3 separate regions of the Homo sapiens genome follow, and all the other regions are linked to region 1. A link is a loop called in an ENCODE intact Hi-C map of the cell type or tissue named here. Cell type or tissue: PC-3. All regions are shown on one strand. Links, peaks and the distances in the headings refer to the core of each region. The heading gives the core; the rest is flanking DNA. Region 1 holds the start of COX7B (cytochrome c oxidase subunit 7B). Region 2 has its middle 6.2 kb from the start of FGF16. Region 3 overlaps ATRX (ATRX chromatin remodeler).

The links. Hi-C counts contacts between places; a loop is a spot of excess contacts. Peaks named below come from ENCODE experiments on the same cell type or tissue, not always from the same donor. Only the 100,000 strongest peaks of a DNase experiment are listed, where the experiment ranks them.
Region 2: a loop joins it to region 1, with 7 times the contacts of the local background. A loop is called at or near these places in 6 of 110 quality-filtered maps.
Region 3: it touches region 1 in a loop (2.9-fold over the local background); 5 of 110 quality-filtered maps call a loop at or near these places.

The regions. Positions count from the first base shown.
Region 1 is chrX:77,896,441-77,901,440 of GRCh38, reverse strand. COX7B (cytochrome c oxidase subunit 7B) reads right to left here and starts at 1,973. Exons shown (of 3, transcript NM_001866.3): 1 at 1,848-1,973. The coding sequence starts at 1,887. RefSeq lists an enhancer at 1,770-2,019. In PC-3, for the core only: a CTCF peak has its summit at 2,179; a DNase peak (open chromatin) is centred at 2,090; H3K4me3 peaks cover 2,765 bases; H3K27ac peaks cover 1,363 bases.
Region 2 is chrX:77,435,719-77,446,578 of GRCh38, reverse strand. No RefSeq gene overlaps it. Among named protein-coding and RNA genes, the nearest start is that of FGF16, 6.2 kb to the left of the region's middle. RefSeq lists an enhancer at 103-292. In PC-3, for the core only: a CTCF peak has its summit at 2,565; a DNase peak (open chromatin) is centred at 3,658; H3K27ac peaks cover 2,870 bases.
Region 3 is chrX:77,652,196-77,657,195 of GRCh38, reverse strand. It overlaps ATRX (ATRX chromatin remodeler), which reads left to right. Exons shown (of 35, transcript NM_000489.6): 13 at 543-636; 14 at 2,996-3,098; 15 at 4,843-5,000. Among named protein-coding and RNA genes, the nearest start is that of ATRX, 130 kb to the left of the region's middle. In PC-3, for the core only: no CTCF peak of the experiment used is centred there; no DNase peak of the experiment used is centred there; H3K27ac peaks cover 336 bases.

The sequences.
Region 1 (5,000 bases), core at 1-5,000:
CAATTTAAGGGGCAGGTTCTTATCGTTTTAAAGAGCCTCCAAAGGTACTTACATATATAATGAAAAGCTAGGGAGCCTGAGGCAGGAGAATCACTTGAACCTAGGAGACGGAGATTGCAGTGAACCAAGATTGAGCCACTGCACTCCAGCCTGGGCAACAAGAGCGAAACTTTGTCTCAAAAAAAAAAAAAAGAAACTGCAATGTTGCCCATTCACTAGCAATGAATATTTCTACATGGTACAATGGGTTACTTCATGATAGTTATTAGACCATTATCAGATCTTCTAACTGTCTTACATAGCTTTCCCTTTTCATCTTTTAGTCACACCGGGATAGGCAAATTTACAAATATTTCATAATATATTCTGCTCCAGAAAAGATAAAAAGTGGGCATGTGAATTCCACGCTGAAAAAAAAACAAAAAACCTTTCCTGAGGTACAAGGTGGCCCTATTTGCTCAAAGAGCAAAGAAATTAAGACTACCAAAAAATTCTGCAACATCTCATAACTTCAACACACTCATGTAACTCTGGTGGATTTCATCAGACCTCTCCTCTGTGACAACTGTTTAATTACCACACATTGGTGATCTCATATAATCCTCAACAACCCCATGAAGTAGGCATTATTTACAAATTACTTATTTTACAAAGAAGGAAACTGAGGTTGAGAGAGGCTAAATCATATGCCCAAAGTAAAAGAGATAATAAATGCTACTTTGGGAATATGAAAATAGTCCAGCTAATATTTTGTGGTTATTTTCAAAGTTGCTTAAGAGTTTAGGACACAATCTAATAATATCCTCCAATGATTCTATTAAGTGAAAATCAAAAGATGGCTAAACAAACTAAATAGTAATTACGGGTCACCTTCATTGTGTAACAACTGCCCACGTTACTCAAGGTCACCTTCGGTGCAAATCAAGTATGAAAATTAATTTGTTCTCCTCAATCTATTGCATTTTCTCTACATAATGCTGGTCTCAAAACTCCCTGTACCTGCCCAACCTTTGGATAAGAAAAAAATGACCACGATTGCCTTCAGGACAGCTAACATTGTTTTGTTTTTGTTTTCGAGACGGAGTCCCGCTCTTGTTGCCCAGGCTGGAGTGCAGTAGCAGTCTTGGCTCACTGCAACCTCCGCCTCCCGGGTACAAGCGATTCTCTTGCCTCAGCCTCCCAAGTAGCTGGGATTACAGGCGCCCACCACCACGCCCGGCTAATTTTTGTATTTTTAGTAGGGACGGCGTTTCACTATGTTGGCCAGGCTGGTCTCGAACTCCTGACCTCAGGGGATCCGCCCGCCTTGGCCTCCCAAAGTGCTGGGATTACAAGTGTGAGCCACCGCGCCTGGCCAGCTAACATTGTTAATCCACAAATAACTTCAAAGCTGCATCGATACCATTTGGGTTGTTTCCCTGCAATTAAACCAGGTGAAGAGCTAGATTTACAGTTTCCGTCTATTACAGTAATAGGAATTGGAGAAGATATTTTTCTATACAGGGTTAGGAGTAAACATATCCCCAAAGCTAAAATGTAGGACATCACTTAAGGAACGAGGTGTCTACCAAGAATGTCCTTCCCTGAAATCAAAGGTTACTGAAGAATTAAAAAGCAGGGCTAGACTATCACTCCGATAACAGAAAGAGAGCTGGAAACCGAAACAGAAATACTGGGTGATAAAGCCAATGCTAAGGACATCATCCCAATGACTTGGGACGAGATGGGAGACAGACAGCATTCAAGATTAGAAGGCCGAGATGTTCGTAAAAGGAAAGCACACGAGAGGCCGCGAGGACACATTGATATAAGGTTGTTGTAAATGATTTGTCATAATTTTTGCTCACCTTGGAGACGATTTAGTGCGCTTTTGACCAAGGGAAACATCGTGAAGGTGAAGCTAGAACTGCGGCAATACAGCTGCTGCTTTGGTGCCAATTCGCTTCAGGTACCCTTGAAGTGAGCTGAAAAACAAAATGGCTTTCAGCCGGGATCCGTAATGAGATTTGACGAAATCTCGCGATACCTGTAAAACCTATAGTAATTGCAATCCCTTTTCCCGCGAGGAAAAATAAAGGCCTTTTGGGAAATGTAGTTTCCGGCTTTATAAAATGACGTATGGTGGGTGGTATCTAATGAAGAATGAAAGAACTCCTTGAAGCCAGGTTTAGAGCTCTATAGAGGGCAGCCGAGAGACAGATCTTCGACCGAATCGTCTAAGGAACTAGCTTCAAAATGGCGTTCAAGTTCCACAAGCTTCGGTTTAGTATCTCCACACTAGCTCTTTCTTCTTTCTGTTCCCCCAAAACTTCCTTTACTTCTCTCATTTTTTTTGTCTGCTATTACTACTATACTAATTGGCTTAGCTTTTAGTTTTCAAATAACGTCAAGTTTAGAGAAAAGTTGCAAGAACAGTAAAAACTTCTGTAATATGTAGATAAATACGTGATAAAATAACTTTGGAAAGCTATTGGCCGGGCGCGGTGGCTCACGCCTGTAATCCCAGCACTTTGAGAGGCCAAGGTGGGCGGATCACGAGGTCGGAGTTCGAGACCAGCCTGGCCAAGATGGTGAAACCCCGTCTCTACTAAAAATACAAAAATTAGCCGGCGTGGTGGCGCGCGCCTGTCATCCCAGCTACTCAGGAGGCTGAGGCAGAATAATCACTTGAACCCGGGAGGCGGAGGTTGCAGTGAGCCGAGAACGTGCCACTGGACTCCAGCCTGGGCGACAGAGCGAGACTACGTCTCAAAAAGAAAGAAAGAAAAGAAAGCTGTTAGGCCTGGCGCGGTGGCTCACGCCTGTAATCCCAGCACTTTGGGAGGCCGAGGTGGGCGGATCACGAGGTCAGGAGATCGAGACCATCCTGGCCAACATGGTGAAACCCCATCTCTACTAAAAATACCAACAATTAGCTGGGCGTGGTGGCATGTGCCTGTAATCCCAGCTACTCTGTAGACTGAGGCGGCAGAATCGCTTGAACCAGGGAGTCGGAGGTTGCAGTGAGCCAAGATACCACCACTGCACTCCAGCCTGGTGACAGAGCAAGACTCCGTCTCAAAAAAAAAAAAGAAAAGAAAAGAAAAGAAAAAAAAGAAAGAAAAGAAATGGCAACACGGCAAAACCCCGTCTCTACTAATATACAAAAAATTAGCTGGGCATGGTGGCACATGCTTCTAATCCCAGCTACTCGGGAGGCTGAGGCATGAGACTTGCTTGAACCGGGGAGGCGGAGGTTACAGTGAGCCAAGATCGCACCACTGCACTCTAGCCTGAGACCTGTCCCAAAACAAAAAAAATAAAATACATACAGTTCAGTGGCATTAATGGCATTCACATTGTTGTGCAACTATCACCATTATTCATCTCTAAGACTTTTTCATCGTGTAAAACTAAATGCTTTGATTATACATTTTGACTATTGAAAATATTAACATTATTCCAAAAGTCAAAACTAAACAGACTAGTGTACTTAGAGAAGTGTCATTCCCTCCCCTAACTGTTGCATTCCATTTCCACCAATTCCTATAGGTAACCGATTTCATTACTTTCTGGTTTATCTTGTGTGTTTCCTTTTGCAAAAATAGGCAAATACCTGTATGTTTTCTTATTTCTCTATTTTATACAAATGTAGCATAAAAATCCATTATCATTTTACATAAGTCTTCCTCATTCCTTTTTTACAGCTGCAAAATCTGTGGTGTATATGTGCTATAGTATATTCAGTCAATCTCCTATGTTGGAATATTTAGGTAGTTTCAAGAATATTTCAATTTCAATAATGCTGAAATGAATAACTTTGTGCACACATATTTTCATATTGCTGGATGTCTCTCTCCAAGGTAGGTTACTAGAAGTGGGATTGCTGGATTAAAGGATAAATATATGTGTAGTTTTTTTAGATATTGCCAAATTATAGATGTTGTAACGTTTTGCCTTCCCACCAGCAACGTATTAATATAAAGGGTGCCTGACTCCCCACAGCCTTGCTAATAGCATGTAGTGTCAAGCTTTTGGATTTTTGCCAATATGATAGGTAAGATATCCCTTTTAAACTTTAAAATTTTTATTTTTAAAACATACACATAGTAAAATTCACTTTTTGGTGTACAGTTCTATGCGTTTTGACAAATGCATACAATTGTGTCACCACCACCACAATTAAGGACAGAATAGCTCTAGCATCATAAAAACACCCTTGTTTGACCTCTTTGTGATCAACCCTTTTCCCTACCCCTAGCCCCTGGCAGCCACTAATCTGTTCTCTGTACCAATGAGTTTGCCTTTTCCAGAATGTCATATATAGATTGAATCATACAGTATGTCTCAGTGTACTTTTATTTTGCATTTTTTCTTTTTTCTTTCCTTTTTTTTTTTTTTTGAGATTGAGTTTCGCTCTTGTTGCCCAGGCTGGAGTGTGATAACACGATTTCAGCTCACTGCAAACTCCGCCTCCAGGGTTGAAGCGATTCTTCTGCCTCAGACTCCCATGTAGCTGGGATTACAGGCCTGCGCCACCACACCGGGCTAATTTTTAAATTTTTAGTAGAGACGGGGGTTTTGCCATGTTGGTCAGGCTGGTCTTGAACTCCTGACCTCAGGTGATCCACCCACTTCGACTTCCCAAAGTGCTGAGATTACAGGCATGAGCCATCGCACCCGGCCTGCATTTTCTTAATATAAGTTTCCATAAATGATTTAACTTTTTTTCACATCTGTATTTCACATCTCTTCACTTCGGAACCAGCTATTTTTCTTTCCATCCCATCTCCTTGTCTCTCCAACATACTGAAATTAATTTCCTGGTTTTTTTATCCAGTAGCGCCTAAAATAATAGTCATATAATATTTTCCACACCATCAAAATAAATCCAAATTGTAGGCAGATTGATTTTATCTTGTTGGTGTTTTCCTTCTTTACAACCTTACTTTTGTACCCATCCCCCAAACAAAATAATGAATAAAAAGAAGGAATTTGCTGTCTATAACCTGCAATTAAAG
Region 2 (10,860 bases), core at 624-5,623, 460 kb after region 1:
TTGAAAAATGATCTCCGCTGGCTTTCTGGGCGCGCTTTTAAGAGGCTCTCGAGAGCAAGCTCAATGAGAGGCCATTGGAAGCCTGGTGGGGGCTTCCCCCCTACCTCGTTTCTTGTTGGAAACAGGTGTTTCCTCGTTCTGTCCAGTGCCTTGCTCCGAGATATTCTATCAGGAAGAGCGGCAGTTGGGACAGGAACCGGCGGCAGCCAGGTCAACGGGCAGCGTCCAGAAGTCCTGGGGAGCAGGTGCCAGACCTGCCCTGCACCCCTGCACCTGTGCCCCGAACCTGAATCCTGGGGCACCTATTGGGCCCTGGCACTCGGCGTCCCGATCGCCTGTGAAAGGGTGTTGTTACTTGGTTTTCACCCGCAGCCGGCGATGGCTGCCTTCCCAGGCTCCCTCAGGAGAAACTGAACACAGGGAGCCCCGCGCCATCCCCTCTCTTTGCAGCGCCTCCTGCTGGCGACCCCTAGTCTCGTGGCAACTTTGAACTCAGGGTCACCATGAGATGAGAAAACCGATTCCGCTCAATTCACTTAGTGCAATTCAGGGTCCTACTCCTGGGCTCCCACGTGCACCCTGAGCTCACTCCCCTGGAACCGTAGCAATTCTCGTTTGGGAGTATTGTGGCTTGGTACTGTTGTGCCTCTGCAGCTCAGACAGAACCTCTGAAGCCAAGCACAAGATGCGGCACATAATAGGCACACTCAGAAATAATCTGAGGTGCTCCCAGTAGCAGCGGACATAGATGCAAGTCATCTTCCAATTGTAGGGGACACAGAAATGCAGAAAGTGTCATTCATATTGAAGTATTTATGGATGAAATCATACGCTGTCTGGGATTTGCTATTAAATTATTCAAAGTAAGAAGGCAGAAGGAGTGGAGGTATAGATGCGATTATTGTCCTTGTGTCGCTAATTGTTAAGCTGGGTGAGGGGTATATTGGTGTTTAATTATACTTTATATATATATATGAAATTACATATGAAAATTTCCATAATTAAAAGCTTTATAAAATGAGACTGACATAAAGCAACTATTAGGTTGGTGAAATACAAAGAAATCAATCTTTCTTCTTTCTTCCTTCTTCAAAGAGTTTTTGAATTTAGTGGGAAGGTGGAAAAGGAAGGGAAGAGGTTAAGACAAGTACATAAATGACTGGAGTACAAGACAGTGTCAAGTGCACAGTGCTGTGTGGATTCAGAAAGACTCATCTGGAGGTTTAGGGCCTGGTTCTGGACTAAGGTGTCCTTTGTAATGAATGGGCCCCAAAGGGAAGATGGGAAGGATTTTGCAAATTCAGATGAACCACTTGCGGGAAGAGGAAAGTTGTAACGAAGCAAGTGGAACAATTTTAATTTAATCTCAAATGTGTTAAGTGTCTTCCATGTGGTGGACACAATGCTGGGCACTTTCCATCAGTGCTCAGTACCTCAAATGAGTATTGAGTGCCACATGAAATAGTATAAATGAAACTGCTTTGAGAAGCATGTTATATAAAAGATTTAGATGTCTCCATGATGATATAGATTACACACTGATTATGGCAAAGATCATTTCCTCAACAGCCACTTCAGGGTATTTCTGCATTCTCTGTCCCCCAACATTCCCAAAGTCGCCAACCGCAGTTGGCAAATCTGGAGTCCTACTTGATCGAAGGTCAGAGATACAGGTATTCCATTGCCCATCTGGGGCTCTTTTGAGATTAAGCGATCTGATGGTTCTGTTTTAAATAATGTTTCCATGTCAAGCATCTCAGTTGACAGAGCACTTTCAAGGAAGTTATTTTATTTTCACAACCTCATGGAGCAGAAGTTGTCATTATCCCCATATTAGAAATGAGGAAATAGAGGGGGAGGTTAAGTGACTAGTACAGAATCCTAACAAGTAAATAGCAGAGTCATAAATTGATCTCAGCTCCACTGGTGGCAAATTATTCTCAACTCATGGGATTTAGGATTATGCAAAGATTGGCATGTTGAGGACAGTGAAATTTCCCTATAGTTTAGTTTACGGAAAATCCTCAGCAGGATGCAACCTCAGACCAGAGTAGTATTGAATATATCGGATGAGAGGAAAATGTACGTTAATAAAGAAAGCAAACCTTCCCTGGATTCAGGACATCATTTATAAAGTGAGGATAAGTGCATCCCTTCACAGTGGTATTGTGAGGTATTGGGCACTGATGGAAAGTGCCAGCATTGTGTCCACCACATGGAAGACATTTAACACATTTGAGATTACTTCCTCCTTTCCCAATACCTCACAGGGTTGATGTGAAAAGGATGTGGAAAAACAAAACTGAAGGAAAAAAAGAGTTCTGACTCAGTCTATAAGCAACCAAAGGCTGGGGGATAATCTGGCAGGCTCTGTTCCTTGAGAAAGGAGACAGTGATGCTAATAATGCTGGTGCTCGCTAACCACCCCCCACCCCATGCCCACACATACCCCTGAGAGATGGGAAAGGATGTCTAGAACTGTTACTCTGCCCAGTTCTTCATTTTCTGGACAATTTACAATTTTTTTCCTTCCTAATTGGTATTCCCTGGGAACGGGCAGGGGGAGCTGTATAGCTAGGCAAATCCTGAAGGTGGAATAACCAATGACATTAGTTGCTCTTACTGAGTACTTATGTAGGTGTGTTAAGTACTGCCCTTGGCATGTTATGTGCATTATCTTCTGTAAACCTTATCACAACTCTAAGAAATACTAGTTAGTTTTTAATTATTTTATTTTATTTTTATTTATTTACTTTTTTAGAGACAGGATCTCACTTTGTCACTCAGGCTAGAGTGCTGTGGCACAATCATGGCTCCCTGTATAGCCTTGAACTCCTGGTCTCTAGAGATCCTCTCACCTCAGCCTCCTGAGTATCTAGGACTACAAGCAGGTACCGCCACGCCCAGTTAATTAAAAAACAATTGTTTTTTGTAGAGATGAGGTCTCACTATGTTGCCCAGGCTGGTCTCAAACTCCTGGCCTCAAGCAATCCTCCTGCCTTGGCCTCCCAAAGTGCTGGGATTACAGATGTGAACCATCACGCCTGGCCTATGAAATCCATTTTACAGATGAGGAAGCTAAGGTCCAAAGAAAATCAATAACTAGTAGCAGAGGCAAGCCTTAAACCCAGTTACTTTTTAAACCTTGGTCTTAAATTAGTGCTTAACCAAAACACTAGACTGCCTCAATCAACTTACTTCAAAAAGAACTTGTATCGCTCCATTGTCTTTTGTTCCTGCCTCCTCTCTCCTTCTGTTTTCTTTGCTTTATGTGGAAAGCAGTATAGTGTAGTGGTTGAACACTCCATCTCTGGTGTTAGACTGCCTGGGTTCATAACCCCAGCTTTAAGCCATTCTAGGTGTTGGAGCCTCAGTTTTCTCTTAGGTATGATGCAGGTGATGATGGTAGTTATCAATTCATAGGGTTGCTGTGAGGTTTGAATAAAATACACAGAAAGTACTTAAAGCTGTGCCTGGCACATATTAAGTTGTCATTGTTCTTAATATTATTTACATCCTGCCTGGCCCCAGCCATATTTCCTCCCAAGGTTTCCTCTAACTATGCTCATTTTTTCCTAAGGAGGAGATGAAGTAGATAAGAACACTGGCCACTGGCCTGCTGAGTCACCCCAAAGCAATCAATTCCAATCCTATTAATCTTTCTGTGTGATATTGGGCCAGTCTTGTTCTCTCTGGGCTCTAGAAGGCGTGACTCAGAAACAGGGTGACCACATTGTCAGCTGTGGGTGGGCAAGCAGGTAGTGAGGTAGTGAAGGCCTGGGAAAAACAGGAAATTACTCCTTTGTATAATTCCATTTATTGAGCCTCTTAAGGGCCAGGCACTTTTCTAAGAGCTTTAAATTTAAATCACATCATACCACCACGAGGAAGATGCTATTATTATCCCGATTTTTAACAGATCTGTGAAACTGAGGGCTAAAGAGGTTAAATAACTTGCTCAAGGTCATACAACTAGTATGTGATGGGGCTGAAATTCAGACCTGTCATCCGGCTCTAGAGACCATGCTGTTGATCACTACACTTTTCTGAAGTAGTTGGGGTCTTATTCAAAAGAAAAAGTAGCATAACATGACCCAATCATCTTCTGGAAAAAAAAAAAAAATCCATGTTAAAAGAGGAGTCTTACCAGGGCCTACTTGAAGGTGGAGGGTGGAGGGTGGAGGGTGGGAGGAGGGTGAGGACTAAAAAACTACCTATCGGGTACTATGCTTATTACCTGGGTGATGAAATAATCTGTACACCAAACCCCCATGACATGCAATTTGCCTATGTAACAAGCCCGCACGTGTACCCTCTGAAACTAAAATAAAAGTTGGAAAAAAATAAAAATAAAGAAAGGAGCAGTCTTTTTCTTATTTTTTTTTTAACCTAGGTGATCTGTATCTAGAGTTTGAGAAGTCTGCGAAAAGTCAGACTACTTTCCCACCCCCAATTCTAGGGCCCAGAGAGGAAAGGAAACCTCTTTGGCTGGGACAAGCCCCCCATCTTACCTGTCTGGTCAGTCTCCTGCAGTGACACTGAGCCACAAATCTCTTTTGTCTCTGGTGTCATTCTCCTGTGAGCCTACCTGTAATGGGGGTGGGTAATGTACCATTAATTCTGGCTGTAACTTGACATTAGTTGGCAGGTGATGATATTTTTGTGAAATGATCTGTTAGTTCTTTGAGAGGAATGGAACACCATGGAATGTGGCTCTAACCCTGGCAACTGGGATCACTGCTCAACCTGATGTGTGTGATATGAATGTGGGTCTCAATGGTGTATATCTAGGGCTGGGTGTTGGGGGAGGAGAAGTGTGGGTAGAGACAGACTATCATAATGTTGGTTTTCTCAACACAGATGTGTGCTTATGTTTGTATTTGTGACAGTGTGCAGAAGAATTTCCATATGTCTGTGTAACAGTGAGAGTTGTGGGTTTAAGGTGTGAATAAATGTATGTAAATATGAAAATCTATAGGCAGCCCCTGCTAATAAGAATATACATGACAGTGAAGTTCAGTTCTTTTGAATTCAGAGTCACTTCCTGTTTTTACCTGAAGTGATTATTTTATTCCCTTAGTCTGAAGGAGACAGGGAAGCCAGGTGGGGTCACCTCCAAGGAAACTGAGGCCCCGGTTTCCTTGGAGGCTTGCTGAGGTGGTCTTACACAAAAGAAGGGAAAAAGCAAGATCTTGAAATCAGCTCTTTGCTTTCTGGCTATGGCCTCTGATTAGCAGGACCTCTTCCCTTTTTTGCCTCTCTCACCCTGATATTATTGGCTTTCATCCTATTTCTGGGAGGGGTATGAATTTCATCAGTTACATGCATTTCATGCATCATTATTCACTGCATTTGAAGCTGTAGCGAGGGAAGGGTGTGGCCTGCTCTCAGTGCTGCTGGTGCTACACATTTCCCTAAGGATAGGATGTATAACCCTTGGAAAGAAAAAAAATCCTGAAAGGTACAAGCTGTGGAACAGAGTTAGCAAGGAAGTGTAGTCAGCAGTCAGTAGTCACCTGAGCAAGTCACTGGGAAGAAATGTACATTCTGATGGAGGCAGACTGTGGTCCTAGCTCTCGCTGAACTCAATGTAATTATTTCTCACCTGTGGGACTCAGTTATCCTAACTGCGAAAAAGGGGTTGGACTACATCAATCTGTCTCAAACTTTTATTTATTTAGTTTTCACTAAAATAACCCTAATGACAGAGGAAAGTGAAAATGAAATCCTCAGCGTGGGTAAGGGAGAGGGGTGGATGGGGTAACCCAAAGCAGCCTACTGCAAACTCCAAGTGTCTTTGAGATCTTGTGTTCTATCCTAAAAATGAGAGCAGTGTTCGCATTCTCCTCCATGATATAGCTATATTTGTTTTAATATAGAAATTTTTAAAATTTCTTATACTCAAGTAAAATTGATACTCCAGAAAAGCATGCCATGTTTATTCTGTGGCTTTGTGGACCCCTTTGGCACACTGCCATGGACCCCCAGGGGTATTCATACACCCGTTTAAAAGTTTGGGAATAGATGATTGAGATTCCTTTCCGCTCTAACACTCTGTGGTTCAATGACCTGGAAATACCTGTGGTGTCTTTGGTAGCTGCTCCCCAGGATGCTGAATGTTTTTTTTTTTTTTTTTGATGGCTGTGTTTGAACACTCCATTTTCTAACCATTTATACTAAAAGAATGGAAACCCCTGATTTTTTTCGAGAACGAGTATCTTCAATATGTCTTTGCTGAGCCCCAACTACAGGCTCAGACTTTTGCTAAGTGCCCCTGGGAGAGATCAAGAAGGATGTTTATGGTATTAATTGTGGAGTCTAAACTAGTTTACATTAAACATTAGGAGTTAAGAGTTGACTGAGTCAAGTGCTAAATTGTGTGGGGTAGATTTTAACAGCGGCAGGTGGTTGAGAAGTAGGAGAACGGTGTGCTTCCTGGAAGAGGTGATACTAGATTGGCGTTTTGAAGAATAAGTATGGTTCAGATAAATGGAGTGAAGGGGGAGTGGCATTCAGCTTGTAGGAGGGCATGAGTAAGGTCTGGAGGCTGTAAGGATTGTGACATGCTTAGGCCTAGGCCAAAGCCCTGCTCAATGGCAAGAGGCATGGAAAGGTGAAATGGGGTCTTTTTCCCTTTGGGCATGAACTATTAGCTACTTATCAGTCCACTGTCATTTTAAAAGAAATTGTATTATTATTTTTTATTTACTGTCTTTTTAAAAATTTTATTTGAATAGAAATGGGGTCTCACTATGTTGTCCAGGCTGGCCTCAAACTCCTGGGCTCAAGCGATCCTCCCATCTTGGCCTCCCAAAGTGCCGAGATTACAGGCATGAATGAACCACCATGTCTGGCCTCTTTTTTTTTTTTTTTTTAATAGGAGGCTGTGACAGTGCTGAATCCCTCATTTCCTGGGACAAAACAAAACAACCTTTAAAAAGGGATTGGGGGCTGGGTGTGGTGGCTAACGCCTGTAATCCCAGCCCTTCGGGAGGCTGAGGCAGGAGGATCGCTTGAGCTCAGGAGTTTGATGCCAGTCTGAGCAACATAACAAGACCTAGTCTCTATGAAAAAAAATTTTTTTAAATTAGCTGGGTATGATGGTGCATGCCTGTAGTCTCAGATATTTGGGAGGCTGAGGTGGGAGAATTGCTTGAGCCCACAAGGTCAAGTCTGCAGTGAGCCATGATCACACCACTGCACTCTAGTCTGGGTAACAGAGCGAGACTCTGTCTCTAAAAATAAATAAATGAAATGGGATTTGGGGGAAAGAGTAGAGGAAAGAAAATATCTAAATGGCCTGATACACTGTCATCCAATCTAATCTGTGATTACATGCACATTTATTCTGTAAACCATTAAATTTCTGGTCTTTTGGGCGCATGTTATTCCCCCTACTGTAACTTATTGGTGAAAGTACATTTCAAAAAACTCTAATTTTGGCCGGGCGCAGTGGCTCACTCCTGTAATCCCAGACTTTGGGAGGTCAGGAGTTCAAGACCAGCCTGGCCAACATGGTGAAACCCCATCTCTACTAAAACTACAAAAATTAGCTGGTCTCTACTAAAAATACAAAAATTAGATGGCATGCGCCTGTAGTCCCAGTTACTCAGTAGGCTGAGGCAGGAGAATTGCCTGAACCCAGGAGATGGAGGTTGCAGTGAGCCGAGTTTGTGCCACTGCACTCCAGCCTGGGCGACCCAGTGAGACTTGGTCTCAAACAAACAAAAACTCTAATGTTGTCTCAGTTAAAACTGGAAAAAAAAAAGAATTTTCTCCATATTATTTAAAAATATTGGAAATAGGGTTGGCTAAGAGTGCCATTGTGTCCCTTGGCAGCTGGGGATGGTCATGCCAGAAACTCCTTAGAGTAGAATCTAGGGAGAAAGGCACACCCAAGGGGAACAGAGTTGGTGGCAAGAGGAGGTTTCAGCAACGGGCCCAGAGTAGATTTTAGGCCCAATAGTCAGGGCCAAGGAGGCCTGGCAGCAGGCAAGAGATAGGTGCCCCCACAGGGAGACAGAGACAGCATCCAGGGAGTTTGGCAGCAGGCTGTAGACAAAGGTCTAGGTAGGGATCTGGCATCAAGAAGGACCGGCTGCAAGTAGCAGGGGAACATTACCAATGTGTTAAAAATCCAGATAAAGTAAAAATATTAATATGACTAACAGAAATAAGGAAGAGACAGGAGAGAAAATAGGCAGAAATGGATGAATGCTTGTTCATTCATCTGTCCTACCAGGGAGCCAACTGATAACATTTAAAATTTAAATGTGTGAATTTATTTGAAGGAATCCAATTGCTGGAGAGGACCCAGGTTGGGCAGGGATTGAAAGGATTGGCCAGGAAGCCCCCTTCTCCCCACACACCCTTTCCCATGCTGGAATAATTTGGGTACCTAGGGAACTACAGGGCCTCAGATATTGAGGGAATAAAACAGAAGCCCCATCACAGGAACTGAGTACAAGGCCGGTACCTGTACATAAGGGAAGGGACAAGAGCCCAGTTACTGGACTGCAATTTTGAGATCATAGCTGAGCCAGAAGCCACTTGCTTGAGCCTCAGCTGGTGAGGTATGGATGGAGTTATGTTTTTCACTGATTCAGGGCAGGATGAATCCCAGAATCTGGGTTTGGTAGAGATGGGGGAACAAACCTATAAGTGGGGGTTAGATGGCCTTAGATAGGGTATGGAACTGGAAAATCATCACAGTACTGAAACCACTTTTGCAAAAATTGTATCAGTGAGAAAATAGTGGCAGAGGGGAGATCTGATCTAGCCAATGCCCCCTTTCTTTTAACCTTCAAGCTGCCAAGCTAACTTTGAGAGATATTTAGCTTCCAGTTTCAATGATAATAGCCCTCTCCCAAAACTCAACCACCTTTGTAAAACTAATCAAAGATCACCAGGCTAGGAGGAGGATAGAAGCCTAAATTCTGTTAAGGTGTAGACATAAACAATTGCCAGCCATTATTCTGAAGGTCACAAGACATGCAACTTCCCCAATTACTCCTGCAGATGACATCACTATTGTAGAACCTAATATTGGCATTTTGACATATCTGTTCAGGTTTTTTTTTTTTGCGTGTCTGATACCAGGCTTCATCTGGATCCTTTGCCAACTGCTCCAGTGGCCCCACCAAGAATCTATTCAGCACATAAGAGGATCATTTGCCATGCCCCTATGATTGCACCCCCCAGCCAAATTAGCAGCGAGCATCCATTGGCTAGCCACCCCACCTTTTCCCCCTGAGTACCTTTGAAAAAAACCTCTAACCTTTGAGCCTTCAAGGAGATAGATTTGAGTAATAACTCTGTTTTCCACAGGGTGTGGCTGGCCTCATGTCAATTAAACTCTTTTTCTACTGCAATGCCGTAAATTGGTTTTGTTTGTGCAGTGAGCAGAAAGAACCCATTGGGTGGTTACAATGCCACCCAGACAAGCTTGCATAGCCATACTACCACCTAAAATCTCTGCAGCAGAGTTCAGCAACATATGCTTCCTCAGTTCCCTCAGTTGCTTCTTCCTCCTCACCACCCCAGGAAGGAAGGACAAAACTGTGCTTTCCGGATGTTGGCATCACTGACTCTTGACTGTCTGGACCTCCCCAAGTCTAGGCCTTTCTTGATTAGCATCTCAGGCCCACAGTGGAGGATGAGGTCATCATAATGTGAGATAAGATGACAGTATCATGACTTGGCTGGCCATAAAGCAACTGCTTTTAAAGTTAAATTTTGTAATCTCATAGTTTACCCAAGGGATTGTGGTAATTCAAAGCAATGACCATGAAGCTATTTGTAAAACCATGACTTTCTCCTGAACCAAGTGTGAATTTAGGGGATGGTTGAGGGAGCAGGGGAGGAACAGCTAAGAGCTAGGGGAGGCAAGCAAGACCCAGATGCCTGAGGGGTAGAACCAGCACTCATTGTTTCTCTTAATGTGACAGGGGTCTCCTTTTCTGCAGATATAAAAAGCTTTGTCTTTTCAAGTGCCTTGAAGATTTCCAAAGCAGAGGGTGCTTAACCTACTGACCTCATCATGGAAAAAAAAAAAAAATAGAAAGAGAGAAAGAAAATCCAAACAAGAGTTGCTCAGCCTTCTAAACCATAACTGGGGCCAGCTGGCTGCTTGATGGGGCAGGATGACTTGCCCTCCAGCAAGGGTTTGGGGCTTGGCCATCCAAGAGCCTGACAGTCTTGGAATTAGATACATACCATAACTAGTGGATCTTAGGCTCTCTTGGAGTACAAGAGTGAATTAATAGAAGGTATGAAATATCAGGTAAAGAGGTGATAAGTACTGGATGTGGAATCACACAGATCTGGGTTTTACTCCTGTCTTTATAATGATATAAAGTGGCTATGTGACATTGGGCAAGTCATTTAATCCTCTCCAATTCCATCTCTTTGGCTGTAAAACTGAAAAAAATAATTGCAGCTGTCTCTTAGGTGACTGTGAAACTAAAATGTGATAATATGTGAAATACAGTAGTTTCCCCTTATCCATGGTTTTATTTTCCATGGTTTTAGTTACCCATGGTCAACTACAGTCCACAATGTTAAATGAAAAATTCCAGAAACTAAGGGCCAAAACTCAGAACACTAATGACAAGAAATACTGGCAAAGATGTGGAGGAACAGGAACTCTCATTTCCTGCTGGTGGGAATGCTACATTTTGGGACACTTTGCAATACAATTTGGCAGTTTCTTAAAAAACGAAGCATAATCTTACCATATGATTCAGTAATGGAGCTTCTTGGTTTCTACCCAAAGGAGTTGAAAACTTATAGTCACACATAAATCTGCACATATTTGTTTATTAGCTTTATTCATAATTGCCAAAGCTTGGAAGTAACCAA
Region 3 (5,000 bases), core at 1-5,000, 240 kb after region 1:
ACCAGGAAACAAAGAAAGAAAATAACCATACGCCCTCACAGCTCTCTCCCCTCCACCAATTGTAGAGGGGTCATTATTCAAGTTTTGATTTCAGTCTCCAATCTGCCTATTATTGTTTCCCTTTCCGAGTTCTTCGGTTGTGTCATCATTGGTGGAGACAATCTGTAATCTTACTCCATCTTGGCCAGCCTACCTTGCTTGTTTTGAATAGCCAAACTTCTTTTTCATTAATTTACCTTTGGTAATTACATATATTTTATTGACAGGTAATTTATTCTTATTCTGTCAATTCATATACAATTGAATACTTATATTTTAATGTACAACCACAGTTTTATAATTACATTAGAAATACATCTGAATTTTATGTATATCATGTAAAGCATTAACTGGTATATTCTATATTATGTATTATCCATTCACATATATACCTCTGATGTTCTTACAATGCTCTGTTTTAATGTCGAGTCAGTGGTAAATTAAGTGAATTAGGTTTCTATTGAAAAATAATTAATAATTTTATGTATTTTTTAAAATTCAAGTGAGCAGTGAAGATTCAGAAGATTCTGATTTTCAGGAATCAGGAGTTAGTGAAGAAGTTAGTGAATCCGAAGATGAACAGCGGCCCAGAACAAGGTATTATAATTGGTTTTTAAAAAATTTTAGGAATTAATCTGAATGACCATGCCTTCAAATGATTTATATGGTTACTGTTACCAATAAAGTTAAGTTAGTGTGATATATAATATTTTGATTTGAAACTAATTGTTATACTTAATAGTTTAAAAAGAATCTAAGCATATTTTATGTGTAGTTGAATTATGTATTCTAACCTGGGTAGATTTTCAGTCTGCAAAACCACTCGTGTCTGCAGTGTTTTATTGTTACGGGGGAAATTGTAGGATAATAGTAAAGAGGCTTTATAGAAAAACTGCCTCAGTCTAACTTTGGGCTTTTCTACTTTCTGTTTGTATAAATAATCTATGCTTCAGTTTCCTCATCTGTAAAGTGGGGGATTACAATATACTTGACTGACTATTGTGGGCATTAAATGAGACAATACGTGTACAAGGTTTATAATAGTACCTACCTGGCAAATAGTAAGTGCTCAATATATAAATTATTGGTCTCAGTAGTACTACAGTAATAATGATATGCTTGTTCTTGTAACACGAACAGTCACTGATCTAGATTACCTGTAATTTAAAATTTGGCTTCCTTCTTAGTATGGTATGTTAGATAATACTACTACTACAATTTTCTTATTTCCCCCAGAATAACATAATCTTTCTACAGTTTATCAAATGAACAATCTGTGTGTGTTTGTGTATGTATGTCTACAAAGGTGTCTATCTGCATTTGTAAGTTTTAGAACATTCGAGGTTTTTTTAGGTTAATACTTACCAGGTTGTGCTTAGAATATAGCAATATATTATACTTTAAGTCAATATAAAATGAAAATGATAAGATATGATGAGAGGTTTTTTTTTTTTTTAAACCAAGATACAATTCAGCATGTTATACTGTGGAATACAGTGGTCTTCAGAATATTTGCAAAGTTGTGCAACAAACACCACTCTATAATTTCTGAACATTTCCATCATCCAAGAAAACAACCCTGTACTTACTAGCAGTCATTTTCCATTCCCCATGCCCTCGTACTCTAATAAACACTAAAATCTACTTTCTGTCTCTATGGATTTGCCTGTTCTGGATATTTTGCATGAGTTGATTCATATAATGTATATCCTTTTATGAATGGATTTTTTTTTCACTTAGCATAATGTTTTCATGGTTCATCCATGTTGTAGCCTGTATCAGTACTTCATTCTTTCTTTAATGATTATTTTTAATAGTGGTAAAATGCACATAACATTTACCATCTTAACCATTTTTTTTCTTTCATGGTATTACTGGGAATTTTTATTTTCATCTTAACGATTTTTAAGTGTATGGCTTAGTAGTGTTAAGTACATTCACTTTTTTTGAACCAATCTCCAAAACCTTTTCCCCTTGCAAAATTGAAATGTTACTCATTAAACCACTCTCTTTTTCCTCTTCCCTGAAGCCCCTGGCAACCACCATTCTATTTTCTGTCTCTATGAATTTTACTACTCTAGGAACCTCATATAAGTGGAATCATACAGTATTTGTCTTTTTTGACTGGCTTATTTCACTTAGCATCATGTGCTCCAGCTTCATGTATGTTGAGGCATGTTTCAGAATTTTCTTCCTTTTAAAGACTTAATGTTCCATTGTATACCACGTTTTGTTTATCAATTTATTTGTTGATGGACATTTGATTTGTAACCTTTTGGCTATCATGAATAATGCTGCTTTGAACATGGGTGTAGAAATATCTCTTCAAGTCCTTGCTTTCATTTCTTTTGGGTATATACCCAGAAAAGGAATTGCATGGTAATTCTATTTTTAATTTTTTGACGAACTGCCATAATGTTTCCATAGCAGCTGCACCATTTTACATTTCCATTAATAGTGAACAGGGTTTCACTTTCTCCACATCCTTACTGACAGTGGTTATTTTGTCTGGATTAATGTAGCTTTGTGTACCAATTTCTAAGCCCAGAAATATTTTTCTCACCAAAAGTTGTTACTTTTTTTTTTAAATCTCTGTGACCTGTTATGAAGAAAACAGTATTCAAATTTGTAATCTGCTTTTTTTTAGTGATGATGAATGTTTTTTAGTATGTCTATTGGCTGTTTGTATTTTATACTAGAAGAATAGTCTTAATGTCCTTTTATGCATCTTCTTACTCATATAACAAACCTCCCCTCAGGATACTGTAAAATGTTGATCATTGGATTAAAATGAAGGGTTAGGCTGCTGCTGGAATATCCATTTTGAACCTATTGATTTTTTTTCTGTTTGTTTTTAGGAATGCATACAGAGGTAGAACAGTTTTAAAATAGTACATAACTTATTGATGGAAGTTTATCATGAAATATTTTATTTTGTGTTTTAAATTTTCGTCAGGTCTGCAAAGAAAGCAGAGTTGGAAGAAAATCAGCGGAGCTATAAACAGAAAAAGAAAAGGCGACGTATTAAGGTTCAAGAAGATTCATCCAGTGAAAACAAGGTAATAATGACATTTACCACATGCTTGAATTATAACCAGTACAGTAGACTATGGTAATTATGCTGTTACCTCTCTGTTCCATTCATTCATTGTATTGTACTGGCTTATTTACATTTTACACTTGTGGAAGGATTGGTTATTGAATATATATATGTAAAAGTATTGATTTGACATTATCATTTTTTTCTATTCCTTAATTTCTAATGGAATTTTATTTAAGCCATTCTAATTCATTATTTTACATTTGTAGTGATGTGAGTGTTCTATTTTCTGAAGACAAAATACTATCCTGAATGATGACTCATATATGAATAAATTTCTTCTCATAGTGAAATCAGCCAATTTGAATTTTTGTATTTAAGCAGGCTTACATAAAGTAAAAGGTGTCTGTAATATGTTTGATTCTGTCAACACAATGCTCTTCAGAGGGATATTTGTCTTTTGAAAATTAACTTTTAAAATATTTTAAAATGTACAGTTCAGTGGCCTTAATTATATTCACAAGCAGAAACTCTTCACTCATTAAACATTAACACCATTTCCTTCTATCCCCCATCCCCTGGTAACCTCTATTTTCATTTATGTCTCCAAGAATTTGTGTATTTTAAGTACCTCATATATATAAGTTGAATCATGCAATATTTGTCCTTTTGTGTCTGGCTTATTTCATTGACATAATATTTTCTAGGTTCATCCATGTTTTAGCATATATCAGAATTTCATTCCCTTTTTAAGGTGAATAATATTCCATTGTAAGTGTGTGCCACATTTTGTTAGCCCAGTCATCTGTTGATGGACATTTGGGTTGTTTCTACCTTTCGGCTATTTTGAATAATACTGCTATGAATATGGGTGTTTACATATCTGAGTCCCTGTTTTTAATTATTCTAGGTATATATGGAAAAATGGAATTGCTACATCATATAGTAGTTGTATGTTTAACTTTTGGAAAACTCCACACTGTTTTTCTCTGGTATCTGTAACATTTGACGTTCCCGTTAGCAATGTACCAAGATTCCAATTTGTCTGCATCTTTGCCAACACTTCCTTTGTTTCTTTCTTTTTTTCTTTTTTTCTTTTTTTTTTTTTTTTTAACAAGAAACATCCTAATGAGTGGGAAGTGGCATTTCTTTGTGGTTTTGTTTTGTATTTTCCTAATGACTGGTGATATTCAACATCTTTTCATATGCTTATATCTTCTTTTGAGAAATGTTTATTCTAGTTGGTAGCCCATTTTTAATTGAGTTGTTTGTTTTTTTTAATAGGTGTTGAAGAGTTGTTTTTTTTTTTTGAGACAGAGTCTCGCTCTGTCGCCCAGGCTGGAGTCTGATGGCACGATCTCGGCTCCCTGCGAGCTCCGCCTCCTGGGTTCACACCATCTTCCTGCCTCAGCCTCCTGAGTAGCTGGGACTACAGGCGCACACTGCCATGCCCGGCTAATTTTTTTTTTTTGTATTTTTAGTAGAGACGGGGTTTCACCGTGTTAGCCAGGATGGTCTCTATCTCCTGACCTTGTGATCCACCCGCCTCGGCCTCCCAAAGTGCTGGGATTATAGGTGTGAGCCACCGTGCCCGGCCGAAGAGTTGTTTTTTTTTTTTTAATACTACTCTATTGCTGAATATAATTCTAAAGGTTTTCAGCATGTTTTCTTCCACCTTTTCCTGCTGTGTTAATTAATGGAATATGAAATGGATAAATTAAATGACTTTGTACTGTTTACCTCTAATTGTTTAAATTCTGTAGAGTAATTCTGAGGAAGAAGAGGAGGAAAAAGAAGAGGAGGAGGAAGAGGAGGAGGAGGAGGAAGAGGAGGAGGAAGATGAAAATGATGATTCCAAGTCTCCTGGAAAAGGCAGAAAGAAAATTCGGAAGATTCTTAAAGATGATAAACTGAGAACAGA